2 separate regions of the Homo sapiens genome follow, and region 2 is linked to region 1. The links are chromatin contacts, found by Hi-C or POLR2A ChIA-PET in ENCODE. All regions are on one chromosome and are shown on one strand. Each heading gives the region's core, a stretch centred on a gene start or an enhancer-like site at or near the end of the contact. The rest is flanking DNA. Distances are from core to core; before and after follow the strand shown. Region 1 overlaps ZMYND8 (zinc finger MYND-type containing 8). Region 2 overlaps KCNB1 (potassium voltage-gated channel subfamily B member 1).

Region 1 (6,549 bases), core at 242-2,741:
TGTAATCCCAGCACTTTGGGAGGCTGAGGCGGGTGGATCACGAGGTCAGGAGATCGAGACCATCCTGCCTAACATGGGGAAACCCTGTCTCTACTAAAAATACAAAAAATTAGCCGGGCGTGGTGGCGGGCGCCTGTAATCCCAGCTACTTGGGAGGCTGAGGCAGGAGAATGGCGTGAACCCGGGAGGCGGAGCTTGCAGTGAGCGGAGATCGCGCCACTGCACTCCAGCCTGGGTGACAGGGCGTGACTCCGTCTCAAAAAAAAAAAATACAAAACTTAGCCAGGCGTGGTGGTGTGTGCCTGTAGTCCCAGCTGCTCAGGAGGCTGAGGCAGGAGAATCATTTGAAACCAGGAGGCAGAGGTTGCAATGAGCCGAGATTGTGCCACTGCACTCCAGCCTGGGCAACAGAGGGAAACTCCATCTCAAAAACGAACAAACAAACAAACAAAAACGAGCACACTTAGTGCCCACATCTTGGTTTCTAATACTATTCTCCAATAAAAGAAACCAGGATCCTCTGGGTGCGGTGGCTCACACCTGTAATCCCAGCACTTTGGGAGGCCGAGGCGGGCGGATTACCTGAGGTCAAGAGTTCGAGACTAGCCTGGCCAACATGGTGAAACCCTGCCTCTACTAAAAATACAAAAAAATTAGCCAGGCGTGGTGGTGCGCTCCTGCAATCCCAGTTACTCGGGAGGCTGAGGCAGGGGAATTGCTTGAACCAGGGAAGTGGAGGTTGCAGTGAGCCAAGATCGCGCCAACTGCACTCCAGCCTGGGAGACAGAGCGAGATTCTGTCTCAAAGAAAAAAAAAAAAAGCTGGGCACGGAGGCTCATGCCTGTAATCCCAGCACTTTGGGAGGCTGAGGCAGGCGGATTGCCTGAGGTCAGGAGTTCGAGACTAGCCTGGCCAACATGGTGAAACCCCGCCTCTACTACAAATACAAAAAAATTAGCCGGGCATGGTGACATGTGCCTGTAATCCCAGCTACTATGGAGGCTGGAGCAGAGGAATTGCTTGAACTAGGAGGTGGAAGTCACAGTAAGCTGAGATCACACCACCGCACTCCAGCCTCGGCAACAGAGCAAGACTACATCTCAAAAAAAAAAAAAAAAGAAAAGAAAGAAAGAAACCAGGATCCATAGAGAAATGGATGATTTTAGGGCTGAGGCAAAGACATACAAAATGAGCCTGGAACATCTTATAGTGCCAGAAGACAAGAAAGTGCTCAATAAATAAATAAATAGGCCAGCCGGGCATGGTGGTTCACACCTGTAACCCCAGCACTTTGGGAGGCCAAAGTGGTAGGATCACTTGAGCCTGGGAAATTCAAAACCAGCCTGGGCAACACAGCGAGACTCCATCTCTACAAATAAAAAGAACAAAAATTAGCCAACTGTGGTGATGCATGCCTGTGGTCCCAGCTACTTGGGAGGCTGAGGCAAGAGGACTGCTTGAGTCCAGCAGGTCAAGGCTGCAATGAGCTGTGATTATACCACTGCACTCCAGCCTGGGCAGCAGAACGAGGCTGTCTCAAACGAACAAATAAATAAACCCCACAACGATGGAGTCTGTCAAGGGGACACAAGAGCCAACACAAAGAGCTCCCAACTGCCAAAGCTGGAATGATTTGAGCAATAAAATAAATAAGTAGTATTGGATTACAACCCACAGTATAAAGTAACCATCCCAGAGTCCACACTGCTAGAGATAAATGACTGAATAAATACATGAGGGAGAAAAGACTAATACCCCATACAGAAGAATTCTAAATTTTTTTTTTTGAGACACAGTGTCACTGTCACCCAGGCTGGAGTGCAGTGGTGGAATCTTGGCTCACTGCAACCTCCGCCTCTCGGGTTCAAGTGATTTTTCTGCTTCAGTCTCCCAAGTAGCTGGGATTATAGGCATACAATGTTTGTTATTTTTAGTAGAGATGGGATTTTGCCACGTTGGCCAGGCTGGTCTCGAACTCCTGGCCTCAAGTGATCTGCCCGCCTTGGCCTCCCAAAGTGCTGGGATTACAGGCATGAGCCACCACATCCAGCCCCCAAATAATTTATGTCAAGCCTCTGCTTTCGAGGAGGTGGAGCATAGCTCTTCACTCCTTAAGTGTGGGTGATGCCTTGTGACTTCCTTCCAAAGAGCAGAGGATGGAAAGAGAAGAAAGACAGCCAGATGGTCATGGTCAACATCAACAGTGATAAATCTTTTTTTTTTTTTTTTTTTTTCTTTTTGAGATAGTCTCATTCTATCTCCCAGACTGGAGTGCAGTGGCATGGTCTCAGCTAACTACAACCTCCGTCTCCACCCCCTCCACCCCGGGTTCAAGTGATTCTCCTGCCTCAGCCTCCCGAGTAGTTGCGACTAGAGGTGCCTGCCACCACACCCAGCTAATTTTTGTATTTTTAATAGAGGCAGGGTTTCACCATGTTGGCCAGGATGGTCTCGAACTCTTGACCTCAGATGATCCCCCCACCTTGGCCTCCCAAAGTGCTGAGATTACAGGTGTGAGCCACTGCACAAGGCCAACAGTGATAGATCTTATTAATAATACATACCCTTGATGTGATATGATGAAAATGGCATTTTACCCTCTGTAGTCTTCTTCCTCCCCAAAACCCATAACCACAGTTTACCAGAGTCTAATCATGAGAAACACATTATACAAATCCCAATTGACAGGACAATCTACAAAATACCCGACCAGTATTCCTGAAAACCGGTAAGTTCCACAAAAACAAGAAAAGTCTAAGAAACTGTCACAGCCAACAGGAGCCCAGGCAGACAACTAAATGTAATGAGGAATCCTGAGTGGGATTCTAAAACGGAAAAGGGACTTTTGTGGGAAACCGAAGGAAATCTGAATAAGGGATGGCCTTTAGTTGGTAATAACATATCAAAATTGATGCATTATTTGTAACAATTACACCACACTAGTGTATGATGTTAATAATAGAAGAAATTGTGTGTGTGGAGCCAGGGGCTAACATGGGAACTCTTGGCACTATCCTCAAAACTTTTCTGGAAATCTAATACTACTGTTAAATTAAAAGTTCATTTTAAAAATGTAATAGAAAATTGGCCAGGCATGGTGGCACATGCCTATAATCCCAGCACTTTGGGAGGTCAAAGAGGGAGGATCACTTGAGGCCAAGGGTTTCAGACCAGCCTGGGCAACCCACTGCGACCTCATCCCTACAAAAAAAAAATTTTTTTAATTAGCCAGGTGAGGTGGTGTGCACCTGTAGTCCCAGCTACTCAGGAGGCTGAGGTGGGAAGATAGCTTGAGCCCAGGAGATTGAGGCTACAGTGAGCTTTGAGCCCAGGAGATCAAGGATACAGTGAGCTATGATCATACCAGTGCACTCTAGCCAGGACAGTGCAGTGAGACGTTGTCTTTTATATATATATTTAAAACAGAAAATAATGAAATGACTCCTTCAGACTCCGTGGCCACCAAAAGCCTCTTTGAGGAGCCACCATCTGAGATAAGTCTGAGATCACAATGAGAAATGGGCAGCCTGCTCCTGGCAAAAGACACACAGGGGCCCCAAGGAAGGAACCAAGAGGAAGGAGGCCAAGGAGCTCAAGTGAAGTTGGGGGAGAAATGGCACAAGGTGAACAGAACATCACAAAGGAAACAAAGGTAAACAGGGCCGGCCCAGGTAGGCAGGTCACGGTGACTTCAGACCTGAGTGGAAGGGTACTGGAAAATCATCAGAAGGAGTTAGCAAAATGAGACAGAACCTGACCCACTTTTTTTTTTTTTTTTTTTAAGACGGAGTCTCGCTCTGTCCCCTAGGCCGGAGTGCAAAGGCGTGGTCTTGGCTCACTGCAACCTCCGCCTCCTGGGTTCAAGCAATTCTCCTGCTTCAGCCTCCCAAGTAACTGGGATTATAGGCACATGCTGCCACGCCCAGATAATTTTTTTGTATTTTAGTAGAGATGGGGTTTCACCGTGTTGCCCAGGCTGGTCTCGAACTCCTGAGCTCAGACAATCCACCCGCCTCGCCCTCCCAAAGTGCTAAGATTACAGGCGTGAGCCAACGCACTCTGTCCACTTTTTTTTTTTTAATAGAGATGGGGGCGGGAGGGGGGGGTCTCGTTAAGTTGCCCAGGCTGGTTTCAAACTCCTGGCCTCAACTGATCCTCCCACTTCAGTCTCTCAAGTAGCTGGGATGATTGGCATGCGCCACTGTGCCTGACCCCAATCCACGTTTTTGAAGCGCATTCTGGCTGCTGAAGGGTGAGGATGGGAGTAGGAGAAAAGAGAGAAAGAGACAATGGTCACTCAGCTTGGTCATGCTTGGATAGAATCTAATCCAACACCCCACTTCACAAATACAAAAATGAAGGGACAGAGCCAGTGTCCAAGCCCCCTGGGGAAGGTAAGCAGCAGAACAGGGACAAGACCCCCACCCTCCTGGCCCCCTCTCTTCAGTCCCTCTCCACTTTGCCCCGTCTCCTGCTGGACCACATTTGATTCTGACCACAACAAGGGGGCTGAGAAGTGGCTGAGAGGCACGTGCTCCTGCAACATCAAAAACACCTCTGTGAGAAGGTACCTTCCTTGCTCTGAAGTCCCTGGTGGCTCAGCTCTCTTCACCATCAATGGCACTGAAACTTCCTGCCACCCAGCACAGGCTGGGTCATGCTGTGATGAGGGGGCAGCAGCCCTCTGCCTCCGCCCAGCCTCCTCCTGCTGCTCCCCAGCACACAGCACCCACCCAGTAAGCCAGGCCTTCCCACCCAGGGTGCCTCCCCTTCTGTGACCCCTGCCAGAGATCAGCAGCCAGCTTCTGCTTCCCAGGTCCCAGCCTTGACTACTGGACCCTCAACTTTGCCCCAAAATGACATACTGTCTTTTTTTTTTTGAGATGGAGTCTTGCTCTGTCGCCCAGGCTGGAGTGCAGTGGTGCGATCTCAGCTCACTGCAACCTCCGCCTCCCAGGTTCAAGTGATTCTCCTGCCTCAACCTCCTAAGTAGCTAGGATTACAGGCGCGTGCCACCATGCCCGACTAATTTTTGTATTTTTAGTAGAGACGGGGGTTTCACCATGTTGGCCAGGCTGGTCTCGAACGCCTGACCTCGTGATGGTCCGCCTTGGCCTCCCAAAGTGCTGGGATTACAGGCATGAGCCACCACGCCTGGCGACACGCTGTCTTGTAACAATCCTCAAAATGCTTTTGGTTTCAGACGCCTTTAGGGAGTCACTTTGTGCGACACTCTGCAGCCAAATGAGAATCTCCTTCCGGCAGTATGCAGTAACCCTGTCCAGCCTCTTCCTCCCTCCCCATAACCCCCAGTGCAAGGCTGTGTGTTCCAAGAAAGCACTCAGTGACTTGTTGAAGGAATGAAAACACCTTGGTACAACCATTAAGTTTGGAGATGAGCCTTTTCATCAACCAAAGATACGAAAAATACTCCAGTAGCTCATTTGTGAAAGCACCCTGAAGGTAAAAGTGAATAACTGCTTCATTTTGGGAAGCCTCATAAAATCTCTTTCACAAAGACCAAATGAAAAGTACCAATCCCTCAATTAGAAGATATTCAGGAGTCTACTCCAGGCTTGTGAATAAACGCATAAATTGTGTTTGTCCTAATTTGCTAAATTTTGAACTAAATGCAAACACTGGCCCCGGCATCCCAGCAAGCTCTACATTTCCTTTTTATCTCTAACCCAAGACCACCACTTTCCAGTGAAGCGGGCTGACTTCATCCCACTTCTGGGATTCCAAAGAGGTCTGTTGTTAAAATCAGAAAACGAGCAGCAGCTAGAGGCTCTGGTGGCTTCCAGAACATGCTTTATTTAAACTGTGGCTCCTGAAAGTCACCCTGCGGAGAGGTAGCCAGCCACCCTCAGTCATGACACACAGGTAAAATTCACTGTCAGGACCCCTACACAGGCACCAGGGAAAGAAAACCAAAAGGAGGAGAGTTCTCCATCAATTAGGTTCATCCATCAAAAAATCTTATATCTGAAAATCCAAGAAGAGTTACAACGTCGGCTCAGAGAGCCACACACTTCACTGCACTACAACAACAAAAAGAAATTCCAATTTCCTCCTTAGCTCTAGAATAGATAATACAAGATTTTTACTCACCTTTGGAGCGAGTAGAGATATCCATGCCCTCTACCACCTCCTGTTCTGTTTTTATTTCCTCTTCAGCCAAGCTGAAACAGAGCAAATTATGTTCATGTTTAGGAAGGCTGAGAACTTGCCCCATGGGGGCAGCTATTTGGAAGTTCTAGCAACAAACACACCTTAAAGACATTCCCTCATCCTTATCCAGGGCTGGGGGAGGAAACCCACACCTGATTTCAACAAAGTGTGAAGAGTCCTAAAGGAGTTTTTTAAAACACTAGGTTGTTCTTTTTTTTTTTAAGTCAAATTACTATTCCAGTTGTCATGCTATTGGGGAATGCAAAAGGCAATTTTTTAGACACACAATTACAACCTACCCCTGTGGGCCAATGAGAACCCAGCCTTCAAATAAACAAGCTTCTCATTGTTAACACAGGGTTCAAAGGCAGGGAGGTT
Region 2 (6,667 bases), core at 1,808-4,307, 2.1 Mb after region 1:
TTTTTTTTTTTTTTTGACAGGGTCTCAAAAGGGTGCAGTGATGTTATCATGGTTCACTGCATCCTTGACCTCCCAGGCTCCAGCAATCCTCCCACCTCAGCCTCCTGAGTAGCTGGGACCACAGATGTGCGCCACAATGCCCAGCTATTTTTTTTTCTTTTTGTAGAGATAAGATCTCACTATGTTACCCAGGCTGGTCTCAAACTCTTGGGCTCAAGGAATCCTTCCGCCTCAGCCTCCCAAAGGGACGGGATTATAGATGTGAGCCACCATGCCTGGCCAAATCATTTTGTTTATTTGTTTGTTTACTCATTTATTTTCCGCTTCTCCACCAACCTAGGTTAGCACATCAAGGGCAGGGACTGTGTCTATTTCACAAGGCTGGGTCCCCACTGCCCAGCACAGAGCCAGATGTGGCATTGGCACTCAACAAATACTGGTGCACTAAATGACTGCCTGAATGAATGAACAGGTGAATGGTTTGTGAGTTGGTCAGTTGGATGGAGGGATGGATGGATGGATGGAAGTTTGGATGGATGGGTTTAGAAGCCATGACCCCAATCGGACCACCCAAATGCAATATGTTTACTGAGCACCCCTCCTATGCAAGGCACTATTGGAAAATGCAAGCTTGAATTAGCAGCTGGATGCCTGATACTAATGATATAATAACAGCTGAGATTTATTGATTTCTCACCAAAGCAGGCACTGCGCCAACTGCATTGCATGACCGATCTCATTTACTCCTTATATCAACCCCAGGAGGTAGATACTCTCGTAATTCCTGCTTTGCAATTGTGAAAACCAAGCCTCAAAAAGGTGAGGTTCCATTGGAGGAGGAAACATTTGGGCTGGGGCTTGAGGGCTAGAGATGGATTCCAGCAGGCAGAGATGGGAGTAGGGGTGTTCTAGGCAGAGGCAGCTGCATATTCAAAGGGTTGGAGGTGGGGAATAACAGTCAAGCCAGTTTGGCTAGGGCAGGTGTGCACACAGAGAGAAAACTGGCAAGAGGGGAGACCACCATTTACTGCACACCCGCGACATGTGAGGTACCAAAGCATTTATTCACCATCACCCCAGGAAGTAGCTCCTCTTTTCACCTTCATTTTTCAGAGGATGGATCTGAGGCTTGGAGCCCCTAAATAACATGCCCAGAGCCACACAGCAGGATTAGGACTTGAATTCATGCCTGTCTCACTCTGAGGCTGGGTCAGAGATGGATAGTCAGAGGTTCAGGAAGGAGTTGACAAGGCTGGCTATGGAGTAACTGAGCATGTACTGGGAGCCAGGCACAGCATACTATCTCAATTAATCCTCACAAGTACCCAGGAGGTAGGTATTAGTGTGGTGGATATGTTTTTGGATAGTTTAGCATCATTTTTTGGGAATTGTTCCTCCTCCACAATCACGCATTAAGTGAAGTTGACCCTGTTTCTCCGTTTCAGGGGGTAAGAGTGAGATCCAAGCTTACCAGTTAGGATAATTCATCTCCCTGGCCACAGGGATTACTTTAGTAGTGTGGGCATGACTAAAATTGGTCAATCAGGGTTCATCCTGGAACTTTTTCTCAAATTATTGGGAAAGAGGTGGTCTCTTTCATCAGGGGCTGTTGGGTTAACAGGATATCAACCAGAAGTGGCTGGAGGGTCAACTCTGGCTCTCTGGGGAAAAAAAATCTGCCCAAGAGTGTAGCCAAAGCAGAGGGACTCTGTGCCAAGACACAAAGACAGGTTTCTAATGACATTATTTGAGCACCTGGATCCAGCCATCCCTGAAGCCATCCCTTTGGATTTTCCAACAATATGAACTGATGAATGCTCTTTTTGGATTAGGCCAGTTGGGCTGGATTTCTGACCCTTGCAAATAAAAAGTGATCTGACTGAACAAAATTGTTATCTTAATTTTACAGGTGAGAGAGCTAAGATTCATAGAGGTAAAATGACTTGCGTTTAGGATCCACAGGAAGGAAGGGGCTGAATCACACTGAGATATCACAAAGAAAGTGCATGGCATCTACCAGGTCCTCAAGAAATGCCTGTTCCCTTCTTCCATAGATCAAGGAGTGGTGGAGAGAAGGACGGGAGGAGGTATACCCACTGGTGGAAGCTCCCCCATGAGCCGCAAGCTTCTGGGCAGATTCTAGATTGCATCTGGAATCCTCCAAACTCTCCCAGCCTGCACTGGGGTCTGGCAGGAGCAACCAAAGCCCAGGAGTTGACACATAAAGTGAACAAGCGGTCAGATGTCAGCATTTGAACAAAATTCCTGAGGATCCCACTCTCTCCAAAAAAGTGTCATCTAAGAGCCCTGGCTGCAACACAGGGTTTCCATAGAAGGGCCAGAAGTCTTAGCACTTCTCAGGGCTTACGCTTAGTAGGATCTTGTACAGATAATTGTTTCAGTACCACCAAGGATTCTGTGGTCACTTGAACTTCTCAAAGCTCCTTCATATTGAAACTGGATAGAGAGTAAGGGGTTAGCCTACAAACTTTGACTTTGGACAAAGTTGGGTTCCAATCCTGGCCCTTGGCAGCTGGGTGACTTTCGGTACATTACTTAACCTCTCTGAGTCTCCCGTGTGAAACAGGCAGAATCGGAAGATGAAGTCAGACAAAACAGGTAGACACTCTTAGTACAGAGTTTGGAACCACTTCAGCTTTTGGGCAAGCAGATTAGTTCTAGATATAGGTTGAACTCTGGCATGTATGATCACATTAACTCTCTGAGCCTCAGCTTCCTCATCTGTAAAATGGGGCTCAGAATAATACCCCCTGCACAGGTGGTTGTCAGGCAGCAATGAAATCATGCATGGAAAATGCGTACCCCAGGGTACGCATGTGAACCGAGGACACCCTGCCAGCAGGACGGCCCCCCACTCATCCACCGGCAGGGAGTTTTGGCCCACACAGTGAATTCGTTGCCAATATTTATTTTCCCTATGAATTCACATTTGAGCTTCTCAAGAAAAATCTGAAGCTCTGGGTACTCTTGGTCCACGCTGCTCCGTGGCAAGCCCAGGCTGCCGCTGCGCGGTGTTAAGTCCAGTCCTGTACTCTAAAATCTCACGTGCACCCTGTGCGTGTTGTTTATGAGGCTCGCTTGGCTTCTGCAGGAATCTGGTTTGGGAGCCCAGGAATAAATCATTAGACGTGTAGCCAGCGATGAGGGAAAAGATTAAACAGTGCCAGAGAAGCAGTCATGGGTTCCTTAGGGAATGCTGGGCCAAGAGCTGGGTCCGCGAGATGCCCTGGATCAGGAATATGCGGATGGAATCCCTGCCTGGGCCAGCCCCTCATCCATCCGTATATGGCTGCAGAGAAGCCATGTTGCTGCTTCCTTAGAGCCCCTGGCTGCATTTTCCCCTCGTCTCTCCTGCTTCTAGACTGCTCTGAAGCTCCTCCTAGTCCCCACCGCTCATCCTACCACACCTCAGTAAAGCAGAATTAGAGGATTAAAAAAGACGGGCAGGAGATAGGGGACTACTTTAGCCCAACGGCTTTGGAGGGCCTCACTGAGGAGGTGATGCGTGAGTGCGGATCTGAGGAATGCAAAGGAGCCAGCTCGCAAAGATCTGGGGAAAGGCCGGTCCGGGCAGCAGTCACGGCAAGTGCAAGGGTCCTGGGGCAGGGAAGAGATTGGCAAGAAGAGGAGGAGAAAGGCGACCAGTGTCCCTGGTGCTAGGGAGGAAGACAAAGGGCGTGAGAGTTGAGGTCAAAGAGAGAAGAGAGGCAGGCCTTTAAGACCTGATAGGATGTTTTGAACCTGAGAATCCTGGGAGCCACACGGCCATGGCCTAATGTAGGTTTAAAGATCCCCTAGCTCTAGCCAGGCGCAGTGGCTCATGCCTGTAATCCCAGCACTTTGGGAGGCGGAGGTGGGCAGATTACCTGAGGTCAGGAATTCGAGACCAGCCTGGCCAACATGGTGAAACCCTGTCTCTACTAAAAATACAAAAATTAGCCGGGCACGGGGGTGGGCGCCTGTAATCCCAGCTACTCGGGAGGCTGAGACATGAGGATCGCTTGAACCTGGGAGGCAGAGGTTAAAGTGAGCCGAGATTGTGCCATTGCACTCCAACCTGGGCAACGTGAAACTTTGTTTCAAAAAATAGTAAAATAAAATAAAATAAAATAAAATAAAATAAATAAAATAAAATAAAATAATCCCCGAGCTGCACCTAGGAACAGCCTGTAGGGGGACTGGAATAGAAACAGGAATCAAAGTGAGGAGGCTGTGGTAGGTGTCCAGGCAAGAGACTGTGTCTGTTCACAGTACGGAAGACAAATTCAAGTTATATTTTGGAGGTGAAATCAACCAATTGCTGATGGCTCAGATGTGTGGGGCGAGGGAAAGAAGAGTCAAGATGGAATCCCAGGTTTTCATCCTGAGCAACTGGGAGGATAGTGGTGGTGTTTCCTGAGATGGAGAGGAATCGGAGGAGCACCTGGGGCCAGATCATGGGGGTGCTGTGAACATCAGCTGAGGGGTCTGGACCAGACCCCGCAGACAATGGGGAGCTTGGGAAGGCTTCTGAGCAACAGCAGAATATTCATTCAGTCATTCAACAAACATTTGTGGTAAAAGCTTGTCCATATTCTATTCTCTCACAGACGGCAAAGCTCCCCACAAGCAGCCGTGGGTTATGGGCCACAAACATCCTTCCTGGGCCTATAGAGTGCACGAGAAAGCTCTACCTGCCCATCCACATTTTCCCTTCCCGACTTCTTCACCTCTGGCTTGAGGAGCTGAAGAGCATTTAAAAAATATTCATGGCTGGGCGCAGTGGCTCATGCCTGTAATCCCAGCACTTTGGGAGGCCGAGATAGGCAGATCGCCTGAGCTCAGGAGTTTGAGACCAGCCTGGGCAACATGGTAAAACCCCGTCTCTACAAAAAATACAAAAATTAGCCGGGTGAGTTGGCGTGCACCTGTAGTCCCAGCTACTTGGGGGGCTGAGGTGGGAGGATCGCTTGAGCCTAGGAGGTCGAGGCTGCAGTGAACCATGTCACCGCCACAGCACTCCAGTTTGAGTGACAGAGCGAGACCCTATCTCTAAAAAAAAAAAAATTAAAAAAATTAAAAAATGAAAATATTTATTTACTCCCTGCCTGTCTTTTCCTCTAAAAGCTCCATGAAAGCAGGGACCATCTTTGTAACTTCAGCATCTCTCATGCCTAGACCTGTGTCTGGTACATAGTAGGTGCTTAATAACTATTGAGGAACTGAATTTTAAAAATAAATAAATGAGCCCTAGTCTCTCAGACTGAAGGACTGACTGAGAGCCTGTAAAGTGCCCCGTTCAGGGCCTGGTATACAGTAGACATTCAATAAACAGTAATGAAAATATACACAGAAAATACAGCCACTCTGTCAGGTCCCTGGTAGGTCTTGAGGCTTCTCCAGTGTAGGAAAGGCCAGAGGAGTAGGAGGGTGAGGTGGCCTGTGACTCACCCTCCCGGGGCCCCTGTCTTGGGCCTAGGCCTGTGGGCATGGCGTCTGCACTAATCCGGCTAAGCAGCTGGATGTGCAAGGGTGTGTAATCCCAGGCCTGCTGGCTTTAGCCTGACCTTGGCTAGGATGACCCAAGTCAAGAAGAACGCTCCTGTCCTCTTAGGCCACCCAGAGCTGAGACCCTCTACACAACCGGGGACAGGGATCTAAAAGACCCTTCTTGGGGGACAGAGGGGTGGCAGGCTCACCTAGGTCTCCCCCCGAAGCTCCAACCCAGCTATTTGGGGTATGCATCTCTGCACCCCTCCCCCCTTGCTACATCTTTGCCCCAGTGTCCTCCCTGATGGATGATGCGGCACAGAAATACTATCGGGGAAGAAAAGGGGCATTCATTCATCAAACATTTATGGAGCCAAGCTATGTGCCAAACACTTTTCCAGATCCTGAGGACACAGCAGTGATCAAGACAGACTCTGTCTTCAGGGAACTGATATTTGGGTGGGGGAAGCAGACATGAAATGAGGAAATAGGTAAATTAAAAAGGATCTCTTCAAGGTGCAAGAAAATGGGCTAATGGGATAGAGACTGGCTGTAGGGACATCATCAACTATGGTAGTCAGGGAGGGCTTCTCTGAGGAGGTGACATCTGAGCTGAGACCCAAAGATGGAGTATCGAGTTGTATGAAGATCTGGGAAAGGAGCATCCAGGTGGAGGGAAGAGATTTTAATCCTAGTGAGTCATATAAGTTGGCACCATTGAGTACACTGAATAGATAATGAACATAATAACTAACATTTACTGAGTACCGACAATGTGTCAGGCCCTTTTCTAAGTGCTTTGAATGCAATAACTCATTTAATACTCAAAACAATCGATCATTTTCATCCAATTTTACAGATGAAGAAACCAAGCCACAGAGAGGTCAAGTGCTTTGCCCAAGGCCACACAGCTAACAAGTAGCAGAGCTGGGATTTGAACCCAGGGCTGCTCTACCTCACAACCTATGGGTTGTTCCCTATCTTTACAGCACATTAATGTTTTACAATTAAAAACATTAATTGTTGAGCATTACCAAGCACCAGGTCCTGGGACCCATGGCGTCTTTATCTGGTCCTACCTCTGAAGGCCACCCACTGATCCTCTGCCCTGCACCTCTCTCTCACCCTCTTCTGATGTCTCTACTCTGAGGCCACCTCCAGCTCCAGGAGTGGCCAT

The links. A loop is a pair of places that touch in the nucleus more often than their neighbours do. ChIA-PET counts read pairs that join two places held with the same protein, here RNA polymerase II (POLR2A).
Region 2: a loop to region 1 is called in a map of posterior vena cava, with 31 times the contacts of the local background. The contact joins two enhancer-like sites. A Hi-C loop is called at or near these places in 1 of 168 maps with a recorded cell type or tissue (posterior vena cava). POLR2A ChIA-PET finds 5 or more read pairs at or near these places in 1 of 52 experiments (PC-9).

What each region holds. Positions count from the first base shown.
Region 1 is chr20:47,341,745-47,348,293 of GRCh38, forward strand. ZMYND8 (zinc finger MYND-type containing 8) reads right to left here. Exons shown (of 23, transcript NM_001281775.3): 2 at 6,112-6,182. Among named protein-coding and RNA genes, the nearest start is that of ZMYND8, 12 kb to the right of the region's middle. RefSeq lists enhancers at 551-1,332, 4,107-4,853. Within about 2 kb of position 1,492, at least 3 of the 41 ENCODE cell types and tissues checked have a DNase peak (open chromatin) inside an H3K27ac peak, as active enhancers do.
Region 2 is chr20:49,392,243-49,398,909 of GRCh38, forward strand. The region is part of intron 1 of KCNB1 (potassium voltage-gated channel subfamily B member 1); the gene reads right to left. All of the region lies in intron 2 of LOC105372649 (a long non-coding RNA gene), which reads left to right. Among named protein-coding and RNA genes, the nearest start is that of KCNB1, 87 kb to the right of the region's middle. Within about 2 kb of position 3,058, at least 10 of the 41 ENCODE cell types and tissues checked have a DNase peak (open chromatin) inside an H3K27ac peak, as active enhancers do.